Regions from separate parts of the Mus musculus genome. Here region 2 is linked to region 1. Evidence: chromatin contacts called from ENCODE POLR2A ChIA-PET data. All regions are on one chromosome and are shown on one strand. Each heading gives the region's core, a stretch centred on a gene start or an enhancer-like site at or near the end of the contact. The rest is flanking DNA. Distances are from core to core; before and after follow the strand shown.

The links. ChIA-PET counts read pairs that join two places held with the same protein, here RNA polymerase II (POLR2A).
Region 2: POLR2A ChIA-PET joins it to region 1 with 30 read pairs in embryonic stem cell. The contact joins the promoter of P3h1 here to the promoter of Slc2a1 in region 1. POLR2A ChIA-PET finds 5 or more read pairs at or near these places in 4 of 5 experiments (Patski and embryonic stem cell).

Annotation. Positions count from the first base shown.
Region 1 is chr4:119,107,263-119,112,054 of GRCm38, forward strand. It overlaps Slc2a1 (solute carrier family 2 (facilitated glucose transporter), member 1), which reads left to right and starts at 1,483. Exons shown (of 10, transcript NM_011400.3): 1 at 1,483-1,710. The coding sequence starts at 1,693. It overlaps Gm52706 (a long non-coding RNA gene), which reads right to left and starts at 1,487. Exons shown (of 2, transcript XR_003955269.1): 1 at 515-1,487.
Region 2 is chr4:119,230,083-119,234,981 of GRCm38, forward strand. It overlaps P3h1 (prolyl 3-hydroxylase 1), which reads left to right and starts at 2,833. Exons shown (of 15, transcript NM_019783.2): 1 at 2,833-3,348. The coding sequence starts at 2,875. AU022252 (expressed sequence AU022252) reads right to left here and starts at 2,642. Exons shown (of 5, transcript NM_001012400.2): 1 at 2,501-2,642; 2 at 2,272-2,387. The coding sequence starts at 2,579.

The sequences.
Region 1 (4,792 bases), core at 233-2,732:
TCCAAACCCTGCTCTGCATCACCTCCCTCTTCCCAAAGAGCCACACATACACACACACACACACACACACACACACTTCTCTCTGGAGACTTACCCTGTATTCATCCTTGATATGGTTTACACTGCCCCTCTCCCTGTCCCTCCAGCTTGGGGACTCCCTGAAGCTAGCAACAGACTCTCATGCTTCTGTCCTAGGGACACTGACTAGCACGGGACCGTCCGTCATAGAGGAGAAAAAAGATGGCTGATTGGTGACTTGTTGGCTGAGATATAGGCATGCAGTTCTATAATGGGGGCGACTGAATTTGTGAACTGGTACCCTAAGAAAGGGCCTGGGAGACCAGGCTTGGGCCTTGTTCCAGCCCTGCATCATATGTATTGAAGGAAAGAAACAGGTCCAGGGTTGGAGAAAGCAAGAGCAGAGGAGGCAGGTCTTGCAGTCAGCAGAAGAAACTCGGGGGGGGGGGGGCAAAGTGGTGATCAGGAGAGAGGAGAAGGGGAACCCCAGACTCACCAGTTCCACATGCTTTACTTTTCAGGGGTCCATGCTCAATTAGGGTGCCCTCCTAGGCCAGCACCTGGCACACAGCTCAGCTTCCTGTCTCTAACAGAAAGTCATTTCTCCCAGATCCCCCCTTCAGGTGAACCTAGATGGGACATGGACTGGAGGGACCACAGAGGCTATTGACTGTCCTACTCACCACTCCAGGAGCTCACCTGTAATTCTCATAGCCCAGGGTTTGATAACAAATCTCATTTTATCCAGGAGAAACCCGCTGCTCATTGGCTGGGAGCTTGCCCAGGACCAGCTAGAGGCGGTTTATAGGTGAGCTGGTTCAATGCCAAGGTGTTCTATGTCCTTAACCATTTAGACACCCAGCCTCTCTGGTCTTCACACTTAGGTGTCACCATAAAGTCAGAAATGGAGGGAGGTGGTGGTTTTACAGCTTAGAGAAGTGGTGGGCATGGTGTCTAGGAGCAAAAGAGGAGCTTGGCCTTGGGCACAGGAACACGGAGCAAGGAGAGAGAATTCAGCTTCGGAGCCAGACCTCCCGTGGTCTCTCTAATGAACTTAATGCCACTTTACACATAACACACGCGGTTGTAAACACCATCCAAATACTAACTCGTTTAATCTTCCTAATAACCCAGGAGGTTGTACTATTATTATGACTAGTCTACCAAAGTTATCCGGCAGCCTAGTGAGGAAGCCAGAGTCCTAGCGCTGGCTTACAGCCCCGCACCAAGCGCTACCATTTTGCTAGTGGCCATTGAGACTCAGAGAGGTGTGCAAACCAGCTCAGAGCCACACAGCGAGCGCCCCCAACGGGTGCCCCGCACACCCTGGGACTGCAGGTTCTAGCATCCAGAGCCAGACTGTGGTCAGTAGCCCTCCGTCCCTCCCCACCTCCCCACAGAACCACGCCTCTCAGAGTCCCGCCCCGGACGTGCTCCCCAGGCCCCGCCCCCTTCGGGCCCACCTACACCCCAGAACCAATGGCGGCGGTCCTATAAAAAGGCAGCTCCGCGCGCTCTCCCCCAAGAGCAGAGGCTTGCTTGTAGAGTGACGATCTGAGCTACGGGGTCTTAAGTGCGTCAGGGCGTGGAGGTCTGGCGGGAGACGCATAGTTACAGCGCGTCCGTTCTCCGTCTCGCAGCCGGCACAGCTAGAGCTTCGAGCGCAGCGCGGCCATGGATCCCAGCAGCAAGGTGAGTAACGGGGCTGGGAGTCCCGGGTAGGGATGTGCTGCCGAGCGCGGGCCGGGGCGCCTGTCCGAGTCCCCGCTTCCTCACGCAGCCGCCGCGCGCTTCACGCGGTCGGGGCGGGGGCCGCGGATCAGGGGCCCAGGCGCCGCACGTCGCGCACGACCTCGGCGGCTCCTCCCGCGCGGGGGAGGGGGCCGGAGCGCGGCGCCCATTGGCTAAAAGAGCCGAGCCCCCGGCCGGGCCCCGGCTAGGAGCGGAGGAGGCGGGACCCGCCCGGAGCCCGCGCCGCGCCCGGAACCCGGGCCATGGGGGTGGCCAGGAGGAGAAGGCACTTCCTCCAGGCCAGGGTCGGGGGCTGACGAGCTCTGAGGACCTCACGATGCGCAGTCCTCCAGGGATGTGGGGCCTTTCCCCGGGGCAAGCTACTGACTGGATAAGATCTCTCTTCACCTGTGATCAGGCTTGCCCTGTATGGGCCGGATTTACGGAACCCCTCCTGGATGTGCGACATTGTTTCTTTCTTGTCCCGCCTTTGCTTTGTGTAGAGTTAGTTCTAGTCCCTTTTAAATTAAAATAAAATTGGATTTTCCCGTCTTAGTATGTAGGAAGGCTCAAGGATGCGCACTTTCACGCCCCCCCCCCTTTACCTGTTTAAAGTTAAGAACAGTGCGAGCATGTGTTAAATCCCTGGCTGCCTTTACTGGGCAGTGGGGGTGTTTTGGTGGAACTCAGGAAAGGAAGCTCCAGTTGACTCCGGATGGTCGTACTGACAGTCTCTGCAGGGCCACAGTGATAGAGATAGAATGTAACTAAGTATAAAGACAAAAAAACAAAACAAAACAAAAACCAACTGAGGCCCGGGAGTCTCTCAGATGCCACTTAAACTCCGAACTTTGGTTTTTCCGCGTAAAACTTTTCTCTCAGACCTAGGTTAATCTCCGTCTTTCAAATTCCTTGGATTTTGCTTTTGTTTCGGAGACATCATCCCCTAGCCCTGTCTGCCCTAGAGTTCATATGTAGACCAGGCTGGCCTCAGACTCACAGAGATCCGCCTGTCTCTGCTTCGCGAAGGCTGTAAGCCCGGGTACCACCACACTCCGCTTGATATTTATTTTTTGAGCTGATAAGATGAATATTCTGAGTAGAGAAGAGGGTAAAAAAAAATCAATGCTCGTTGATCACCTGGCTCATGGCTAAACTGCTTTTTACATGTCGTCCTGTGCTTCCTTACCAGGAACACTAAAGGGAAGTAAGTTTCCTAAAGTCACACAGTTCCTAAGGTCTGGGCTGGTTTCACTAGTGTTTTCTAAATTGTGAGCAGCAGGAAGAGTAAATGCCACCGCAGGCAGGTGGATGGGCGCGCTTACTCTGCTGAGCTTCCCAGACTTTCCCTACTGGCTCCATCTATAGATCAGTCCCTCCTTCCCCATGGTTTATATCTATAGCGATGAATTCATGCACTTGCACTGTTATTTACAACAATAGAATCCCCGCCCCCCCCCTCCCCCCCAGACAGGGTTTCTCTTTGTAGCCCTGGCTGTCCTGGGACTGGCTCTGTAGACCAGACTGGCCTCAAACTCAGACCCGCCTGCCTCTGCCTCCTGAATGCTGGGATTGAAGGCATGGTGCCACTATACCTAGTTTAGGCACATTTTAGTTATCTTGTGTACATTCTTGGGAAAAGCCCTTCCCTTTCTTTGGAGGTGGCTGATTTCCCAATCAAGGCCACAGCCTTTTGTGTTGTATATTAAAACGGAGTTCTGGAGAGTTGTTTAGAGGTCTGGCGAGCCTCTGGTGTACTCTGTAGTAATGAGCTTAGTAATGAAAATAGGGAGGGGCAGGTGGAAGCTCCTGGCTAGCCGGGGCTCACCTCCTCCTGGCCGTCCTGTCTAGGCTCAACCTCTGCAGGCAACATAAAACTACTTAAAAATCACAGGGTTCTTCAGGATACGGTAGTAGAAGATCATAAGTATCTGAGATTCATAGTGAGGTTTTGAATTTTCACTTAGCTGGGTTGCTTCATCTGCAGAATGGCAGCAGTCCTAATCATTAGACGGTAGGAATTTAGTCTGGAAAAGCCTAGAGAGATGGCTGAATGGTAAAGGCACTTGACAGCCATGCATGAAGATCTTTGTTCATTCCTGGGACTCACTAGGTAGAAGGTGAGAACTGATTCCTGCAAGTTGTCCTCTGACCACCATGTGCACACTAGCGTGTGTCTCTCCCCATTCTACACAAGTAAGTAAGTGAAGGCGGGCATGCTAGCAGATAGATCTCTTGAGTTTGAGGCTGGCCTTGTTTCTATAGTGAGTTTCAGGCTAGTAGCTATGCCATAGTAAGATCCTGTCTTACTATAGTAAGTAGATAGATAGATAGATAGATAGATAGATAGATAGATAGATAGAATTAATTTGGAGAGAATAGACCCAAAGTGTGTCTGCCAGTCCCTATTAGATGTCCCTTGACTTCCCATGCCACGCTGGGCCCTGAATAAACGTCAGCAACCTTCAACCTCCGCTGAAAGCTACCTCTGAGCGTAGCGGCATGTGCTTTTGGAGGGTCAGGATGCTGAACTGTAAGTGTTACTTAGGGAAGTCATTAAAGCTCTCACTGGTCAGGAATCTGGTGTGGAGAAAGAACATTGAGGGATGGGCAGGGTGCCAGAGCTAAGCCAGCCAGTGTGGCTGCCTGTCCTACCTTGGGCTTCTGTTTCAGCTCTCTGATGGCCACTCAGGTAGTTAGGAAAGCACCACATGGTGCTGAGGGCTTGTGCAGCTCAGCCTTTGTCTAATATGTGAGGCCTTAACAACTGCACTGTAGGAGAAATGGGAGTTCCTGCCATGATGACCTTAAAGTTCAGAGGAAAGTAACTTTACGAAGTTTATGTGCTGTGTCTCCCCCCAAACACGCGGCCAACCTTTGCAGGTAGCCTGAAGATACAGGCAACTGAAGAAGAGACCTGGCCATGGGTTAGTCACACTCCCTTTTACAGAGGAGGAGACTGAGGCCAGTCAGAGCCAAGACAAGAGTGTCAAGATTTGAGGCACTTTGATGTGTTGATGGAGTTCCCCTCTCTTATCCCGCG
Region 2 (4,899 bases), core at 1,583-4,082, 120 kb after region 1:
TATTGTATATGTATTCATATGTGTACCACACGTGTGCCTGGCATCTGAAAAAGTCAGAAGAGAGGGGTCATTGAGTCACCTGGAGCTACAGTTAGAAATGACTGTGAGCCACCAGGTAGGGTCTAGAAACCAAACCTGCATCCTCTGCAAGAGCAAGTTCTCTTAACCCCTGAGCCATCCGCCAGTCCCAAAGGGTACTCATAATTAGCAGGCACTGATCCTGGGCCCAAGCACTCCAAGAGCCTCTACATTAATAATGGCATCTAACTCTCCAGAAACGATAACCTTAGTTAGGTGTTAAGACTCACGTAGGCGTGGTGACCTAAGGTTTTATAATAAATGGCAATTGAAGGATCTGGACATAGTTAAACTTAATTCCAAAATCCATGTCTCGGTATCAAACCTCTGAAAGCTTTCTGACTGCACATTAAGGGAGTCAGGAGACGGTCCTCTCTGCAAGTGTATTTCAGTATGTAGACGGTGAATATGTTGATTTCATTAGTTTTCAAAGTTTTTGTGTGTATATAGGTGTTTGCCTGCATGTGTGTATGTGCATCGTGTCCAAGCAATGCCCAAAGGGGCATCTGATCCCCTGGAACTGGAGTTACAAACAGCTGTGAGTCTCAATGTGAGTTCTGGTACCTAAACCTGGGTCATCAACAAGAGCAGTGAGTGCTCTTAACCACTGGACCATTTCCCCAGCTCTCAATTTGTTTTTAAAGTATTTTCTTCTTCAGCTTCTCAAAGATGGATTATTCTGGAGAACTGGAGGCAACAGAATAATATATCCTTTATATGTCACCAGTATAAAAGACTAAAGCTGGGCTGGAGAGATTGCTCAGCAGTTCAGAGCACTGACTGCTCTTCCAGAGGTCCTGAGTTTAATTCCCAGCAACCACATGGTGGCTCATAACCATCTATAACAGGATCCAATGACTTCTCCTGGTGTCTCTGGCGAGAACGGCAGTGTACTCACATATATAAAATAAATAAATCTTAAAAAAAAAAAAAAAAAGCTGTGTTCTCTCTGTGGCTGAGTCCACTACCGTCACTCTGAAACTCAAAGTGTTGATTGCCCAAGATTTTGTCCCTAGCTACCTCCCTCCAATAGCAGCCTGATTAAACAAACACGTGATAGTCTTCTAAGCCTGTTTTTGAGCCCACCTCTCTTAAAAAAAAAAAAAAAGTAAAGTTTTAATTAAAAAGGTTTTTCTAAACATTTGAATTTTTCTTAAATACTACAACAGACATTTTTTGTGTGAGGGATTTTTGGCATGTCAATCATTAATTTTCTTGATCAAAACAAACTCTTGAACACGATAACTGCCAAATAAGCTAGTTTATACAAGAGAAAGAGAACACTAGAAGCTTTTAAAGCAGCCAGGCTCCGACACTGTAAAAGAGTCTTCAGGGGAAGTCTTGCTAAGAGAAGGAAACTGGAGTCCCACTTAGCCCTATGAGCCTCTCCACCTCAAAGATCTCATTTTACAGATCCAGAGCTCCAGAGAGAAACAATCAAAACCAATCTGTCAAAACTTCTACGGTCTTTTCCATTATTTTGCATATCTTCTTTATTTTACCTATTATGGAAACCGACGCCTAAGCTCTGGACATAGTAATACTGACTGTATCCACTGAAATTCACCATGTGTGACAGCGACCCTTGTAATACCCAGCCTTTGGGAGGCTGAATTCAAAGCCAACCTGGGCTATACAGCAAATGAAACTACCTCCAGTTTTATTGTGTGTGGTCTTTTTTTCAATAGGAATTTTACCCTGTGCCTTTTTGCATGCTGTTTTTGGTAGTGCTAAGAATCAAATTCAGGGCTAGGCAACAGTAAACTACAACCCCAGCAGTTTTTGTTTTATTTTGTTTTGTTTTTTTAAAAAGGAAAGAAAGAGCATATATTTAAGTTCCACAAGCTCCTGGGTAACAGATAAAGACCTTATGGGAAGCAGAATAAAATGTGACTATTTAAGAATTTGGTATAGAAGCCATACATTTAATCCCAGCATAGGGTTTTGGGGTTGGAGGGTGGGGGAGGAAGGTGGATCTGTCAGTTCGAGGCCAGCCTAGTCTATAATATAGAGAGTTCCATGACAGCCAGAGTTATGTAGAAAGGCCCTGTCTCAAAACAAACAACAACAGAGGAATTGGGATAGAGTGATCCTCTTCGTGTGAAATGGAATGGTAACTTCAGTACTGCCGAGTTCACAGGCTGTCCCGAGCCCAAAGAGGCAGGGTAAAGTACGGAGATGGCTATTCCTCACCTTCTGCACCTGCTCGGCGAGCGCCACGAGGTCTAAGGGGTCCCCGACCCGGTGGGTGTGGTAGGGGCTCACCAGAGCCAGGCCGCCGGGGGTCGGGGTGAGCTCCACCAGGGCTCCTGCGATACACACCCGAACACAGGCGTAAGTTGAAACCCTCAGCCTTCCGTGAGCCAGCAGGAAAGAGCCACCCGGCTGCGACCTCCTACCCAGGCAACTCAGTCCCACCTACCTCCAGGACCCGCCGCCTCCTTCACCCCCAGATTTCCCGTACCACTTTCGTACCGGCCGGGAACCCCGGGGTCCGCCATAACAGCACCTCGGTCCCACCACCCGCAGGGAGCTCAGTCTAAAGCGCAGGCGCACAACAGCTTGTGGGCGGGGTTTTCTCGTTCTCAGTCCATTGAGCTGTGCGCATGAGATTAGAGGCGGAGCCTCACGAAGAGTAAGTGTTTGGATTGGTTGAAAGCAAGAGGCGGTACAAGTTTCCTTGCCACGAGCTTCTGGACTTGGGGCGTGGCTCGTCTCTGGGCGTGGCTTCTGTGGGGGGCGGGACTCTGGAATGTGCCCCAGGCGAGCAGTCCCGTTAAGTGGAGGAGCAAGGCCATGGCGGTGAGCGAAAGGAGGCTGCTGGCAGCGATGCTAGCGGTCGCCGCCGCCGCCGCCTTACGGGTTGCGGCGGAGTCTGAGCCGGGATGGGACGTGGCAGCCCCTGACCTGCTTTACGCAGAGGGGACCGCGGCCTACTCGCGCGGGGACTGGCCCGGGGTGGTCCTGAACATGGAGCGGGCGCTGCGCTCGCGGGCGGCCCTGCGTGCCCTCCGCCTGCGCTGCCGCACACGCTGTGCCACCGAACTGCCGTGGGCACCGGACCTGGATCTCGGTCCGGACCCCAGCCTGAGCCAGGACCCGGGCGCCGCCGCCCTGCACGACCTGCGCTTCTTCGGAGCCGTGCTGCGCCGTGCCGCCTGCCTACGCCGCTGCCTCGGGCCGCCCTCTGCCCACTTGCTGAGTGAAGAACTGGACCTGGAGTTCAACAAGCGGAGCCCGTACAACTACCTGCAGGTCGCCTATTTCAAGGTGCGACTGGTCCGGAGCCCGGTGGCCGGGAGCGACCTGGGGAACTTGGGGAGCAGAGCAGGGATGAGACGGCAGGGAGGCAAGGGACCTCTTGGCTAGGGAGCTCTTGGCGGACTTTGGGAGCTTCACCCGGTTCTTATGGGCAGATGCTAACCCTAAAGGTCCAGCCAGTAGTGACAGCCCAAGCCAAGAAAAACCTGACCTTTTTCTTTTGGGAAGGCCTCCTAGAGGGAACCGAGGCGGCCGCTAGGGTCTCCCAGCAGTACTTCATTGCAAGTGTCCAAGTGCTTCTGCAACATCTTCCTTCCGGTTCGTTCTCCAATCATGCTTTCCCTGCTCCCTAATCCAACAGCAGCGCTCTTTCAGGACGTGGGATTGCCACGTCGCCAGCAGGGGCTGCCTGGCTCCGCCCTGTGGAGGACCCTCTAGCTAGTATTTTTGGGTTTTTTGTTTTTAAGAAAATGACTGTCTTTTGGGATGCCACAGCGATTTAAGGCCAAGTCAATAAGCGGGCTTGGAACGCCAGCCTTGTCTGCCCGTGATGACTGGTAACATATATTTCCAGGACTCCGTTAAAGCACTTTACGTTTGTTTATTGCCTCATTTGCCCTGATACATACAGTATCCTTTGAGTAAATGATATTAGTCCCATGTTAGGGGGGTGGGCTGCTCATGCAGACTACATAGCTACAACAGTTTCACAGACCTTTCAGTTCTACCTAAAGAAAGACTTAGAGGCTCGTGGGGACCTCAGATTTCTGCTTTGTCCCCTCGGTTCCTTCTGGTTACTGGAAAGCATGCTGGGATGACTGGGTTCTTACTGATTGGGTCATGCCACTTAATAGCACTACTTAAAATTCGTTGCCATTTATTGAGCACCTACTACATTCCAGTTCTTGGACAGGTGGTTAAAATGATTGCTCCTTTGTTTTTCCTTGTGTCACTGCTAGGAGTCACTGTACTAAGGGCTAACAAAAAAGGTTATGTAGCTAAGTTAGGACTGGGGGGAGACAAAGGAGGGAAACTCCAGCTTTGCCTCAGTTAAATTAGGCCTGAGAGAGAGGAGCCACTGAAGAATGGTTATTCCCCAGAGAGGGGAAATTGGAGCTAGAGTGTGATATATCTGGGGCCATGGGGTAGTCCCGTCCGTGACTCCTGCGTGGGGAGACTGGGAGTGACTAAGGAGTTTAGTGAGGCTTCTGCACACCTCAGGCAGCCATCACCAGACCTCATTTTCAGAATGTTAATTCTGGAAGGAGAAATTGGTGGTGGTGAAAACAGGAGAATTAGGAGCCCAGTCCACCAGAGGAAGCTAGGTGCCAGTGCTCAGAGGGAAGAAAGGAAGGGCTGGGGGTGCGTAGCAGAGGAAACAGGAGTAGTCCTGAGTGCTCAGGAGTGTAAGCTGGGCATGGTGGCACAGTGCTCTACAGCAGCCCTAAGATGCTGCTATTCTGTATTCTCACCACCACCGTGCAGTTGTTAGCTGCCCTTTTGTTAGCTGCCCTTTCTGCAGCATTCCCAGGTAGTTGCAGCTTTAGTCACTATGTTTAG